Regions from separate parts of the Homo sapiens genome. Here region 2 is linked to region 1. Evidence: read pairs that join two places in POLR2A ChIA-PET (ENCODE). Cell type or tissue: MCF 10A. All regions are shown on one strand.

The links. Peaks named below come from ENCODE experiments on the same cell type or tissue, not always from the same donor. Only the 100,000 strongest peaks of a DNase experiment are listed, where the experiment ranks them.
Region 2: POLR2A ChIA-PET joins it to region 1 with 5 read pairs; 3 of 35 experiments call an interaction of 5 or more read pairs at or near these places.

The regions. Positions count from the first base shown.
Region 1 is chr3:31,772,083-31,780,082 of GRCh38, forward strand. All of the region lies in intron 4 of OSBPL10 (oxysterol binding protein like 10), which reads right to left. Among named protein-coding and RNA genes, the nearest start is that of OSBPL10-AS1, 72 kb to the left of the region's middle. In MCF 10A, no CTCF peak of the experiment used is centred here; a DNase peak (open chromatin) is centred at 4,149.
Region 2 is chr3:31,835,853-31,843,852 of GRCh38, forward strand. All of the region lies in intron 3 of OSBPL10 (oxysterol binding protein like 10), which reads right to left. Among named protein-coding and RNA genes, the nearest start is that of OSBPL10-AS1, 140 kb to the left of the region's middle. In MCF 10A, no CTCF peak of the experiment used is centred here; no DNase peak of the experiment used is centred here.

The DNA of each region.
Region 1 (8,000 bases):
AGTAGTTATGTTCTATTAAAGTCTCCACAAACACTGAATTAGACAATACTAAACGTTTGCTCCTAGGGAAATACAGGGTTAGGTTACCCCGAACCTCTGGTCACAACATTTTTATCAACCAAAATGCCATTAGCTTTATACAGGTTCAACTGCCAAGGTCCTTATAAAATAAGCCAGTTTTATTAGTATTGAAAACCAGCCGTTCCACATAACCCCTTTCCTTTTTAACATTTAGCAGGTACAGTCAATCCTCATTATTCACAGTTCTGCTTCAAAAAGTCACCACAAATGGTGAATGAGCAAATACTCAACCATTGGGGAAATGTATGTGTGGGTGTTTCTCACAAAGACTATAATCTTAAATGCAAAAACAACTCATCTTGGTGGATTTTATTTTCCATTTTACCAAAGAGAAAATGAGGCCCAAAAGTGGTAAGCCGTTTGCCTGAGGCCACATCAGTAACAGGTGCCAGCACTGGGATTTGAACCCCCTCCAAGGGGCCCCAGAGCTGAGCTTCTTCCACTGCACTGCACTGCCCCTGCCGTCTCTATCCTCTGGTCATCTCCGCATGAAGCTGAAACAAGAAGGCAAAGCCCTGCCTTGTTTGCCCTCTCTGGGAACATGTGCATCCAGAAACACAGTTTTCACCATTCTGTGTGTCTGGAAATGACCACAAAAGCACTGCAAGTATCAATGAAGTTATAAATACATGTTAGGAAGTAGGAGAATTTGCAAATACAGAATCTGTAATGAGGATAGACTGTATTTTTAAAATTCTTTCTCAGATTCTTGATTCTCGGAACCTTCCTCTTCTGTAAATGTAACACTTTTCATGTCATATCGCCTTTCAAAACGTGCAAGCCAGCACTAGCCAAGAAGGGTTTCACATTTCCTGATCCTGGGTAACGTGACCAAACTTTTTTTTTTTTTTTTGGCTTTCAGTCCCATAATGCTGTCCACTATGCTTTAAACAAACAAACTGACAAATAAATAAATAAAAAGTCATCTCTTGAATCCACAAATGTAGCTGTTTTCTATTTTTCCCAAAGTTTCATATGCACTATAGATGTTACTTTAGCACTTTCCAGAGTGGCCTCACATACAGATTGGCAAATTTCCTCTTCCTTTTTTGGATGTACTACATTTTGATTCATTAACATAGAACTCACAGCCAGCTGCACTATAACTCACACGAGCATATCTGACATAAATATTTTCTCTGTAAGGCACATCACAACCTTCCTGCACTCGTCAGCACTACGCCTGGGGGACATTTAAAACAGCAAAATCACCAAGAAAATGCCCAAACATGCAAAAACTGTAAAATGGGGCTCACAATAGTTCTCATCACATAGGCTTATGAGGAATGAATTTGTTAATAAATGTGAATCACTTAGAAATGTTGCTAACACACAGCAAGTGTTACATGTTTGTGCCTATCGTTGTCCCTGCCACACTGACATTTGAAGAAATGAGGGTTGTGGTTGTACAAAAGGTCCCATATTATGGATCTGATTGTCCTTTATGGTGGTGGTTTACTTGCTTCTCCATCCCCTGTATTTTCTGCAAACCAGAAGGTAGGTCTAAAGGTCTGATTCGATTTGGAATAGGAATACTCATGAGTGTGGCTGAGAATGTCATGCTTCATCATGCAGTAGGCACATCAAGTTGTCCCACAGTAGTGACACTCAGTCAGAGACTCGAGTGCAGTGCACACTGCCTGGCATCTCTCTTGAAAGCTTTGTTTTCTCTCATGTAATTAGCAGGTAATCTTTCATACATTACAAATATACATAAAGGCCAGGCGTGGTGGCTCACGCCTGTAATCCCAACACTTTGGGAGGCCGAGGTGGGTGGATCACGAGGTCAGGAGTTCGAGACCAGCCTGACCAACATGGTGAAACCCCGTCTCTACTAAAAATACAAAGATTAGCCGGGCGTGGTGGCACGCGCCTGTAATCCCAGCTACTCAGGAGGTTGAGGCAGGAGAATCGCTTGAACCTGGGAGGCGGAGGTTGCAGTGAGCCGAGATTGCACCACTTCACTCCAGCCTGGGCAACAAGAGCAAAACTCCATCTCAAAAAAAAAAAAAAAAAGAAAGACAGACTGAAAACAGATGATGCTTTTCAGGAGATTCCTTTTAAAAGGGAGCAGAGAAATGACCTATTGTTAGAGGGAGAGTGTGAGGTCAGGTGAGGGGTTTTTCAGATGGAAGAAGTTATAGCTTTGTATGCTAATAGAAAGGATCCAATAAATTGACTTTAGAGGAGTAAGATGGGAGAATTGCCACAACAACGCCCTGGAGCAGGCGAGCGGAGTGTCGAGGCTGGCTGACACAGGTGAAGGTACAGTGTCTAGCAACAGAGGCAGATGGGCAAGTGGAGGGAAGAGATTGTTGGAAGTCCTCTTTTGTTTTCTGTTTTTGTTTTTGTTTTTGTTTTTTGTTTTTGAGACAGTCTTGCTCTGTAGCCCAGGCTGGAGTGCAATGGTGAGATCTTGGCTCACTGCTACCTCTGCCTCCCAGGTTCAAGCGATTCTCCTGCCTCAGCTTCTCGAGTAGCTGGGATTACAGGCACCCACCACCACACCTGGCTAATTTTTGTATTTTTAGTAGAGACAGTGTTTCACCATGTTGTCCAGGCTGGTCTCGCACTCCTGACCTCATGATGGGACCGCCTCAGCCTCCCAAAGTGCTGGGATTACAGGCATGAGCCACTGCTCCTGGCCAGAAGTCCTCTTTTGATTGCTTTTGTTCTCAGTGACACAAGAAGCCAGGTCATTACTTAAGAATGGAGATTGAGAGCTGAGTGTGGTGGCTCATGCCTGTAATCCCAGCACTTTGGGAGGCTGAGGTGGGTGGATCACCTGAGGTCAGGAGTTCGAGACCAGCCTGGCCAACATGGTGAAACCCTGTTTCTACAAAAAGTACAAAAATTAGCCGGGAATGGTGGCATGTGCCTGTAATCCCAGCTACTCAGTGGGGGTGGCTGAGGCAGGAGAATCGTTTGAACTCAAGAGGCAGAGGTTGCAGTGAGCCAAGATCATGCCACTGCACTCCAGCCTGGGTGACAGAGTGAGACTCTCTCTCTCCAAAAAAAGAATGGAGCTGTGGAAGGAAGTGCTAGAGGTTCAGGGATTTAAAAAAGAGTTTGCCCCGTGAGTACAGCCAAGTGAGAATGGGCAACAGATCTGAGGGAACATGCAAAGGACTGCTTCCACTGAGAACCATGGAACCCAAGCTGATTCAGGAGGAAAACAGAAACATGCAGAGAAGGGTTTCCAGGGGAAAGAGGATAGGACTCTAGAGGGGTAAAAAGCTGTTGGAGTCCAGGATCAAGGTGCCACCTGGAGAAACCTAGGAAAAGAAGGGATGGTTAAGGAAGTGGATGCCTTGAAACAGATCATGAAGGAGTTGAAATTTTTAGTAATGTTAAAGTCACAGGTCTGAGCGTGGGAGGGAGTGAGTGAGACGGCAGAGGTCAGGGAATTGAAAGCATCATCTATGTGGATGCTGAAATCACCAAAATTATGATAGGGCACTGCTGGAGGGAGTGATGGTGACTCACAAACTCAAACTGTCAAGGGATGAAGGAGGGACGGTGGGGAACACAGTGTGACGATGACAGGAGACTCAAAGGTAGATGCCTGTAGGGAAGGAGAGGTAAGAGTAATCTGGAATGACAGAGAAGAAAAAGAGGCCACTTACTCCATTTCCAGGCCTTGGAGGAGCGGGAGAGAGAATGCTGCCACCATGTAAGAGGGCTATGGGAGAGAACCAGGTTCCAGTTAGAGAACAAGGTGAAGAAATCATTTAGAGAACAGGTTGAGGATGTAGGGGATTATATCGCTGATGCAATATGAATTCCAAGGAGCACAATGAAAGGGTCTCAGGAGTTGAAGGATGGGGCAAAAACAACAATACAGAGGCACGTGGGGTTGCAAGTCAGGAGGGTGCAATGATCTGGGAATTCTGGGTTTCCTGTGATGGCTGCCACCTTCTGATTAAAGAGCATAATGAGATTAGACTCAATGGTATCAAGCAGAGAGTAGTGGCAAAACTGTGTGTCAGGTCTTAAAATTGAGATTAATTACATATAAAAGTCAAGCAATTATGCAACAAGCACACGAAAAAAATGCCCAACATCATTACTCATGAGGGATGTGCAAATCAAAACCAGGTACCGTTTCACAACCACTAGGATGGCTGTCATTAAAAAAGGAGAAAATTTTTAAAAGCTGGCAAGAATGTGGAGGAATTGGAACCTTCTTATACCGTTGGTGAGAATGTAAAATGGCACAGCTTGCTACGAAAAACAGTTGGGCAGTTCCTCAAAAAGTTAAACATAAAATTACCATATGACCCAGAAATTTCTAACCCCAAATAAATGAACACTGGTACCTAAACAAATATAAGCTCACAAATGTTCACAGCAGCACTATTCACAATAGCCAAAGGTGGAAGCAGCCCAAATGTCCACCAACAGATGAATGGATAAATGTGGTATATCCACACAATGGAATCTTATCCACATACAAAAAGGAATGAAATACTAGTACATGCTACAAAATGGATAAACTTCAAAAACATTGTAAGTGAAAGGAGACATAAAAAGTCATAAATTCTATGATTCCATTTACATGAAATATTCAGAAGAGGCAAATCCACAGAACCATGATTGGTTGTTGCCCAGGGCTGGGGGGAGGAGGGAAGGGAGGGCTGACTGCTACACAGGTATGGAGTATTTTCTTGGGGTGATGAAAATGCTTTGGAACTAGATAGAAGTGGCAGTTTCACAACACTGTGAATACACTAACAGCCATGGAATTGTTCACTTTAAAATGGTTAATATTTTAGGGAATTTCACCTCAATAAAACAATTTTTAAAAAATGTTTACAAAGAGAAAAAAAAATCAAGAAATTCTTTACCCATCTCAAGATCAGACAACCTTTAATCCTACACTAAAAGATTTAAATGTTGTTTACTATAAAAGTCATGCAATTATCAATGGAGTTTGCAACTAGGTTTTCTAAACACATAAAGCCTTCTGAAAACTTTCATTTAAAACTCACATTGTGAAGGGACTCCTGCAGCACTGAACAGCACATCAGATGACATGCCCCTGGCTCATCTTTGCCCAGCTCTGGATCACAGGAAATAATGAACAGCAGTGACTAAGCTTAACCTTATTTTCTAATTTGTTGTTAAAACATAATACACTTTTCAAGGCCCAGTAATTTTTTTTTTCATCTTTAGATAAGAGAGCCACTCTTTTTGAGGTGTGTGAGTGACTCGCTATTGTCCCCCTAGCCTGCTGGTTACTAAAGAGTATTTGACTCAGTAGACAATACAGGAAGTGCTAATGTCCCTTTCTCTGCAAGAGTGTACAGCACAGGACTGGGTTCAAGATGGCAGACAGGAGATAGGACTGACATGCAGCTCCCACTTAGATGATGGAACAGTGTGTGGAGACTCACAGTGTGGACTTTTGTTCCAGGAACCATTGTGAAAGTGTACTAGGAAAATCAAAAGAATTCACAGATCCTTTGAAAAACGTGGCCACTCTCCTTGCAGGCCACTGCAAATTCCACAAGACAAGCTAAAAACTGAGTTCCCAAAGTGTGAGGGGAGAAACCTGCCTCCAAACACATGTCTCCACTGGGGAATCCAAAAATCCAGATTACAGGAAAAGGATTTAACCTTACCTAGAGCTGAAATGGATTTAGCATGAAATATAAAATTACAAGCAGCAGTGAGAAGAGCCTTTTAGGCACTCCCATTCTCCAGCTCAAGCCCAGGGAAGCCATGCCTGACAATGTCTCACAGGGGCACTTGGGGAAGGCAGCAGGTGGAATCTGGGAAAGGTTGCAGGGTGAAAGAAGCTTCCAGCTGAACTTTGTAATGATTTTGACTGGACATAAACTCTCTTGAGCAGAATCTGGGGGCAAACAGGAAATGCTGGAGGAAGGACAGCAGAGTCACAGTGGACAGTATGGGCAGATGGGGAAGGGTGGGGCCTGAAAGCCATGGTTGCTTTCTCAGTGGGGAAATTTATAGCCTGGGGCTAGGTCTGAGTCCTGCTGCCTGGAGATAAACTCAGTGCTATTAGCAAGACTGGCCTTGCCAACTGTGTGGGAACTGGGTGAAGCCTATTGCTACCAGCTTTCCCCCACATCCCTAGTGACAGAGGCAGCCATAATCCCCTCTGGAACATAACCCTATTGGCCTGATAACTACCCCCATCCTCCACAGTGGCCGTGGCAAGCCCTGCCCAAGGAGAGTCTGAGCTCAGACCCGCCTAACCCTGCCTGCCTCCACCTGATGGTGTTTCTCTGAAATAGATAGTTTCAAAAATAGAATTGAAGAAGTAGAGGAACTTCAGAGCTCTAAGACAAGGCCTTTGAATTAACCTAATCAGGCAAAGACAAAAAAGAATTTTAAAAAATGAACAAAGACTCCAAGAAATTTGGGATTATGTTAAATAGCCACACCTAAGAATAACTGGTGTTCCTGAGAAAGAACAAAAATCTAAACATTTGGAAAACTTATTTGAGGCAATAATCGAGAAAAACTTGCCTAGCCTTGCAAGAGATCTAGACATCCAAATACAAGAAGCCCAAAGAACACCTGGGAAATTCATTGCAAAAAAATAATAATAATAATCACTGAGGCCCACAGTCATCAGGTTATCTAGAGTCAAGACAAAGGAAAGAATCTTAACAGCTGTGAGGCAAAAGCATCAGGTAACCTATAAAGGAAAACCTATCAGATTAACAGCAGATTTCTCAGCAGAAACCCTTATTAGCCAGAAGGGACTGGGATCCTATCTTTAGCCTCCTCAAACAAAATAATTCCGAGCCAAGAATTTTGTATCCAGCAAAACTAAGCTTCATAAATGAAGGAGAGATAAAGTCTTTCTCAGACAAACAAATGCTGAGAGAATTCACCACCACCAAGCCAGCACTACAAAAAATGCTAAAAGGAGTTCTACCTCTTAAAACAAAACCTCAAAATACACCAAAATAGAACCTCCTTAAAGCATAAATCTCACAGGGCCTATAAAAACAAAACACAATTTTAAAAAAAGGTATTCAGACAACAACTAGCACGATGAATAAAACAATATCTCACATCTCAATTCGAATGCTGAATGTAAATGCCCTAATGCTCCACTTAAAAAATACAGAATGGCAGAATGGATAAAAATCCACCAACCAAGTATCTGCTGTCTTAAAGAGACTCACCTAATGCATAAGGGCTGACATAAACTCAAGGTAAAGGAGTAGAAAAAGATATTCCATGCAAATGGACACCAAAAGTGAGCAGGAATTGTTATTCTATCAGACAAAGGACTTTAAAGCAACAACAGTTAAAAAAGATAAAGAGGGACATTACATAATGATAAAATGATCAGTCCAACAGGAAAAAATCGCAACCCTAAATATATATGCACCTGGAGCTCCCAAATTTATAAAACAATTATTACTAGGCGTAAGAAATTAGATAGCAATACAATCATAGTGGGGGACTTCATTACTCCACTGACAGCACTAGACAGGTCATCAAGACAGGAAGTCAAAAACAAACAATGGACTTAAACTACACCCTAGAACAAATGGACTTAGCAAATATTTACAGAACATTCTACCCAACAACTGCAGAATACACATTCTTTTCATCAGCACTTGGAATACTCAAGATAGACCATATGATATACCACAAAACAAGTCTCAAGAAATTTAAGAAAATCTAAATTATATCAAGTACTCTCTCAGACCACAGTGGAATAAAATTGGAAATTAATTCTAAAAGGAACCCTCAAGAATATACAAATACATAGAAATTAATTAATTTGCTCCTGAATAATCTTTGAGTCAACAATAAAATCAAGATAGAAATTAAAAAATTCTTTGAACTGAACAATAATAGGCCAGGTGTGGTGGCTCACGCCTGTAATCCCAGCACTTTGGGAGGCCAAGGCAGGTGGATCATGAGGTCAG
Region 2 (8,000 bases), 64 kb after region 1:
GTAACAATTTTTAAAACAGTATATTGAGGGCCTTAAAATTAGCTGGAATTTCACTTTCCTGATAGTCAACCTCCGAATAAAATGTGAACTGCTTTTTAAATGAATCTATTCCAGTATTTTGCTTAATTGCTTCATATTGACCTCCTCATTTGCATTGCTTTTTGTTTTTTAGTTGTCTATTCTTTCAAGCTTAAACAGACCTAAAGTAGAAGTAAGATTCTTAAAACTGGGAAATTTTCCAAGTTCATTTCCATGATTAGCTTTTCAAATTTGTTCCAGCTCTCTCTACTTTTCCAAATTCCTGTTTTCATCCAGAAATACGAGTTTCAACATTAAGTAACCAGGCATAGAAAATTTCTTCCATTGCCATCTTCAAATCTTTAATATATCTTAAACATTTTTCACTAACTTTATACCAATACCCTCTCAAATGGCAATATAAATGCATGCAAATGTGTGTGCAAATGAAAAATCGTGGTTCTTCCAGAGACGAAGTCTCTAGCCTGCTTCTAAACACACTGTCCTGAATCTATGAGTATGCACGCAAATGCCAGATTTCTGAAAAATTGTCACAAGCAAATGCATATATTTCATTTCCTGCAAATAGTGGGAAACAAAACTTGACATTTTCTGCGCTTTTTTCCCCCATCATTTTCAACTCCTCCCATCCACCAATCATCTAACCCCCCTCCTCTACCCCCCTGCCAATAAATCCTGCTGACTCTTCCTTAACAGTTAATTCAACTGCTCTGGAATCCCTAGCCAGTCTCCAGGGCAAACCTGAAGGTCCCAAGTCAACTGAAAGCACTGTCCTTGGGCATCTGACCCCCTTATCGCACACCACCCTTTTTTCTCCACTTTCCACAGATCCACCCAGAAGTGTCAAGTGTGACTTCAAAACCTTCCACCTTCTCCACTTTGCATCCTCCATCCACACCATTTGCTTGGGGCCTTGCAATTCCAAGTACCAAGACTCCTTTTGGATGCTTTATTTTGAAAACATGAAAAATTGTCTTTCTGCTGACAAAGCTCAATTCACTGCATTTCTCATGCTTTGGAACTATGCAATTTTAGAGCTAGATGGAATCTCAAGACATAAGTCTAGGCTAGTCCTTTCCTTTTATAGATCTAAAGTCTACAGCTCCCAAAAGGTAAATGAATCATTCAAAACTCAGGCCCAAATTATAAATCTCATTCAAGACTCAACTCAGAAAACACCTGATTAGAGATTCAGCCCCTTCAGCTGGGCCTTCACAATTAAATAAAGACCTCATCATCCAAAATAGTATTAACACAGGGCACACTTTAAAATAGTTGATAGAAAGGAGGAAAGCTGATAACTGTTACACATTTTTATCTTTCTTCTTACCCAAAACTTCAATTTAACCACCTATCATCATAAACACACAACACACCTCTGAAAGTAGGGCAACTGTGTGCTATATTCCTAGAATTACAGATCCCCAAATTATATATATATATATATATATATATATATATATATATATATATATATATATATAGTAAGTAACATAACACAGAGACCTTTAAATGCTGAATTGCCATTTTAATAGAGAAAAAATCTGAAAACAAGGAATAAAAAGAAATTTTCTTAATTAGGTTACAAAGCAAAAAATTACAGTAACCATCATATTTAAGTCATATTTAAGTTTTAACAAATTAGCTTCATTCCTTTTAATATTAGAAACAAGAATTCCACTACCACTGTTTCCTGGAAGCACTAGCCAACAAAATAGGACTAGAAAACAATCACTGTAGATGTGACTGTTTTATTTCAAAAAAAAAAAAAAATCAATGGGTCTCACAATGTTGCCAGATATATGATGAATTTAGAAAAACCAATAGCATTCCTTCATATCAACGATAACCAATCAGAAAATAGAAAATAAGATATCATTCACAATAGTAATAAAAACTATGATGTACAAGTATTAACCCAATAGGGAGTATATGAGACCTTTATAGAGGAAAAAAAAAAATTTAATCCATGAAAAGAAATCAATGCAGAATTGAGAAAATGGAAATACACATATCAGGTAAATGGATGAGACAACTTAATGTTGTAAAGATGTCAGTTCTCTCTAATTAGCTTTATAATTATTGTAATAAAAATTCCGGCAGGATTTTTTGAGCAACTCAACAAATTTATTCTAATACGTAAATAGAAGAATAAAGCTTCATGAAAGATCAAGTTAATTTTGAAAATGTGAGCAAAAGGGAAGAACTCATCCAACCAGATACAAATATTAACAAAACCACAATGGAAATACGCACACATACAAACACATACATATATGTGCATATTACGGTCTAAATATTTGTGTCCCCTCCCCGCTAAAAAAGCTCATATATTGTGGCCGGGCACTGTGGCTCAAGCCTGTAATCCCAGCACTTTGGGAGGCTGAGGTGGGCGGATCATGAGGTCAGGAGATCGAGACCATCCTGGCTAACACGGTGAAACCCCGTCTTTACTAAGAATACAAAAAAATTAGCCGGGCGTGGTGGCGGCAGCCTGTAGTCCCAGCTACTTGGGAGACTGAAACAGGAGAATGGCGTGAACCCGGGAGGCGGAGCCTGCAGTGAGCCGAGATCACGAGACGGCACTCCAGCCTGGGCGACAGAGCAAGACTCTGTCAAAAAAAAAAAAAAAAAAAAAAAAAAAAACCTCATATATTGAAATCCTAACCCCAAAGTGATGCTATTAGGTGGTAGGGCCTTGGAAGGTGATGAGGACATGAGGATTCACAGCCTCACTTGAGGTAAGTCACTCAGCTCTCTTCAACTGAGGTCCAAAAAAGTCACCACAACTCTCTATGGAACACCATAACTGGGAGCTGAGTTAGCATCTTCGAAAAAAATTACTTTTTAATATCAAAGGCCAATATAGCATACTAATTCTCAGATACTTAAACAATAAGCTCATTAGAGCTAAACCACATGGAGCTAATACTTTAAATTGTTTATATGGTTTTTAATTAACTATTCCTAATAACAGGAGTAATGTTTGATGGGCAGTATGTATACAGATGTCAAAAACAAAATGTAGACTACACCCCGCATAGCATTTAATGTGCATTACTCAGGAATCATCTGTCTCCACAGCTTACTGCTTCCCCTCAAGGATGGCCTTTCTCAGGCCAGAGATGGTATCTAACCAGCCATGGTGTATTCTGTTGAATTTGATACATGGCCTCACCTTGCAAAAGCTATGAATGCAGTAAATAAAGAGCAATAAATCCCCCCAACCTCAATTTTTATCACCGGTTAAACCACTGCCTCTTCCCTGAAAACCTAATTTTAAAAATATCAACACTGATTCATTATTATCTCTTCTCCTTTTCCAAACAGGCAGAAGAGTCTGGAAAAGACATACATACCACCACACTTATCATACACAAACATGAAATGTCCAAAAAGCAACCTGGCACAACATCAACTGACTCACATTATTCAGAGATTCAGCAAGTATTTAATAAACATTTACTATGTGCCAGGCACTGCTCTCAGGAACAAAGTACAACAATAAGCAAAACAAATATTCCTGTCCTCACAGAAATGGCATCCTGGTGAGAGAAAGAGTTCCTCCCCACCCACCACCCCCTAAAAAGACAAATAGGTGAAATATGAAGCAGGGATAGAAAAAAAGAAAAAAAACTTGAGGAGGCTTTCCAATTTTAGGTAGGTGGCCAGAGAACGCTTCATGAGAAGGTAACATTTGATTAAAGATGTCAACGAAGTAAAGGAGTGAGCCAGGCTATCTGGGTAAGAGCATTCTACATAGAATCTCAACAGAGCACAAAGGCCCTGGGGTGAGAGTTCACTTGGTGTGTTTGAGCAAGATGGACAGTGTGGCAGAGGTGGAAGTGAGCAAAGCATAGAGCAATATGGAGTTGAGGTCAACAGGTTAGGGATGGGAGAGACTAGTTCCTGAATTAGAAATTACAGACAACAGCCAGGCAAGCCAGATGCCTGGTACCACCTAAGGCTCATGCAGACACAGAGAATGACAAGCAAATTAGAAGAATGGGTTTCAATAAGCTTTCTCCTCAGGGTCATAGTCAGGTATTAAATTGTTATTTGCATACAATTTACTTAGGTCTACATGGAATGGATCATTTCAACTGGATAATTTTCATCATAAAATTATATTACTACTGCCCTGAAGATGGGCTTTTCATGATTTATTCTATGCTCTATTTCTTCTCACGTCTCATTGTAATCGACCCAGAAGATACTTTATGCCAGTAATGAATCATAGAACAAAAGGCGAGTGCGTGCTGAGGAATTCTATAAATGATCACTCTGGAACATGGGGACAAGGGCTCCTATTTTATATTTAAACATCTGTCTCCTACCAGTGGGTCAAACCAGCCATGGGATGGGAAGTCCAATGTCATTCTGAGAACATTTCAAGAAGCAAATTTGATTTTTCTTAAAATCAATAACTAATCTCTGACAGAGCACTCCTGTCTACTAAGAGATCATTATCTCCTTCCCAAATGCTCAGGCACAAAAATGCCAAGCTCAAAAGGGCACGCCTACTTGTGTTTCCAAATGTTTCATGCTAAAAAAATTAAATCACGACATCATCAACATGCCCAAGCGGCGTGCAGACTCCTACAGGAGCTGTGGAATAAATCCCACTAATTACTATTCCAAGCTTGGTATTGCTGATGAAGTTAAGATAAAAATGCAAGATTTGCTAATAACACAGGAAGTCTGGCTAGATAGCACCTTACTAACCCACCTACAGTGATAGCCACAGGAGGCTACAGAAACCTTATAAGTCGTGCGTCCATGAGGCAATTTTCCTAAAAACACTGTATTTGGCCAGGACCTTAGAAGCTCTTGATATTTGGCTTCTTCTTTTCTCCTGTGCTTTTTATAAGTATGGAACACATACACAGGTGTCTTATATACCTAGATTTAACCCCTCCCTAATTCCCAGTAAGGCACTTTTGCCAAAGCAGAAATAAACTGTAGGCTCACAGGCTTATGCTAACACTAAGTTAGGCTTCTTGTTGTTGTTGTTGTTGTTGTTTTGTTGTTTTTGAGACGGAGTTTCGCTCTTGTAGCCCAGGCTGGAGTGCAATGGCGTGATCTCGGCTCACCACAACCTCCGCCTCCTAGGTTCAAGCGATTTTCTTGCCTCAGCCTCCCCTGTAGCTGGGATTACAGGCATGTGCCACCACGCCCAGCTAATTTTGTATTTTTAGTAGAGACGGGGTTTCTCCATGTTGGTCAGGCTGGTCTCAAACTCCCGACCTCGGGTGATCCACCGCCTCGGCCTCCCAAAGTGTTGGGATTATAGGCATGAGCCACCGCACCTGGCCTAGGCTTATTTTTAAAACACAAATATGTTTAGATCCTGTCTTGGACTTTTAAGAATCCTGAATCCAGACACAGGACTTGAGTAAACAGAGCCAACAAGATTCATTTACTTATTTTTATTTACTTATTTTTCTACTAATTTCTGAAGCACAAAGGAAAGCGCCTGACTCACTCTCAGATCTCTCCATTTTTACCAATGAATTCAAGACAGGGGATCTTTAGCAGTATTTGTGGTTTAGGCACTAGGCTGCTGTCATTCCAGTCACTGAAATCTGCAGAAAGTGTGTGGATGGAGCCATTAGAAACAACCCAGGCGAGGCTTAGGCTATTTTAAATGAGAAGATATTTGTGTTGCCCCATCTCAGGATTTCAGGTAGCAGAGTTAGAAAAGCTGTAGTAGATGCTTTCAATATCCTCAATTTAACCAACTAATTGGATGTCCCACCACATTTCTTCCAAAACCTACTGACTGATGCATTCTAGTGCTGACTCAAAGCCTTTCTCTAGTTATGCCTGCACACTCTGCCCCCACCAGCTGAGCTGGGTATTTACTAACAGCCAACGGTATTTAGTCCCTACTGTATTTGTGCTGCTGTACTTATTATTTTAATTACACAATTTAAATAACAAAGAAACCAATAAAAGTATGAAAATAATTGTCTTTATGAAACTAAGCTGTATAATTTGAAAAATATCAATAAAAGTGAGCTGCTAAAAACAGCCATTGAATTAGGTACAGGCATGACAACTAAAAAAGAGTAAAAACTATCTCTAAAAACCTAGAAGCGTTCTGTAATCAGGCTGCCCTCTTCTTTAAACAAATCAAAACAGGAAATTACAGGTAATACATAATAGATATGCTTTACATCAGGGAGATGATGCAGAAACTCGAGCAGCAAGCCTACGCTTGATGAATGGGCCTTGGAACTTTAGAGCTAAAGACTGGTGGGTAAAGATTCAAAGTTAAAATGACACACACACTTAAGGTCTGTATACATAATGGTGGATGATTTCGCTGTTTTGATTAAGGAATGATGTCTCCATATCACCTTAGCTAAGACTTAGGACTTCTCTTGAAGTATCTCAGCCCTATGATCATAGAACCCTGGAGTATCCCTAATGTGTGAGCTCTAAGAATGCAGTTTCCATCAATTCACCAGTGCAAATACTGGCTCAGCAAAGAGCTTCTGGGCTTATTACAGAAGTGGCATTGGCTAACAGGTGTCAATACCTGAGCAAGTTGGCTCTGTGTTAATACAGGGAGGAAGACAGGGTGATCCTTACAGGAAATGCAAAAGAAAAGTTGTTGGGCTTTACATAAAACACAAAAGCTCCTACTATGGCTTCTGACCCAGCATGTCACTGTCATAACAGACGTTAGAGCACATGAAGAAGAAAATTAAACTCTTATCACTCCTTGCATGGTAGTACATGAGAGTTTTTTTCTCATTTCTTCCTGTCCCCAGAGACTCTACTACCTGCTGAAGAGTCCAAATTATTCATTTTTTAAGAGTTTCATCTTGTGTTAAAATCTAATTGGATTCCTACAGCTTTAACAGACTTAGTGACTTTAAGTCTAACGGATCAACTGGCCTAATTCCATCAAAACTGATACGGGAAGAGCAAAAGAGAAGTTATGGAGTTGGGGACAAAAACATGACCTTCACCCAGAGCCAGGCTGAGAATACGTTCCATAATAGAACGCTATCATTTGGGGATATTCCTAAAACTTTGATTTAGGTTTAGATACAGGAGGTGGCTATAAGCAGCGACAAACAGAGAGATGAAAAAATGTGGAAATTACACGTGCTGGACACATTGTGTGTCCTGCCTTACACCTCTCAATCCACATTTTAACTCCTGGCTGCTGAGCCAACTATTGGTACACAGACAGCATGAGGCCTTGGCTGTGCTATTTACCTCCTACCTTCTGACCTGGGACTCTTCTACAGAAGCCTGTTTGGAAAGTCCACAGCAACTGTTCAGCCACATACAAGTGCAAATCTAGGCATGCAAGAGAGAGTTAACCCCACCTACCTCCCACCTTGGGGCAGCCCTTGATCAATGGGAGATGGGTGCCAGGAGATGATAATCCCATTACCTGTGTCTGGGGTAGAGAATTCTGAAGCACATTCTGTGTGGTTCCTACAAGGGTAGCCAGTGGGATTTGGCTTAAATTGCCCACAGCTGTAATCAGCACAAAAGCACACCTCCTGGGGTTCCTCCTCTCTTTCCATATTTTGTTCCTCTTGCTCTCCTTATTCTACTCTTCCGGGATGACATTCCTGCACCCAAGCCTTCATCCCTGAGGCTCTGCCTTCTGGGAGAACCCATCTAAAACAATAAATACCCATTGTTTCAGAGTGCTAGACAGTGGCAAAATGGTATGCTTGCTTTAATCTGACATCTCTGATCATTGTTGGCCCTCCTTCCTTTGCTGCCCCAATTTATTCTCTCTATAGGTTAAAGTTCCAGTTGGCATAACAGCAAAGTTCCTTTCCTCCTCAAGTCTATCAAGAGCTACATTGAGGAATACAGAGACGCATTTCCAGACAAAGGACCAATCTAGACACTGCAAATAGAGCATATCTAATAATAAGTTCACGATTGGGTATCTCCAAGACATATACCCCGTGCTCAGGGAGTCA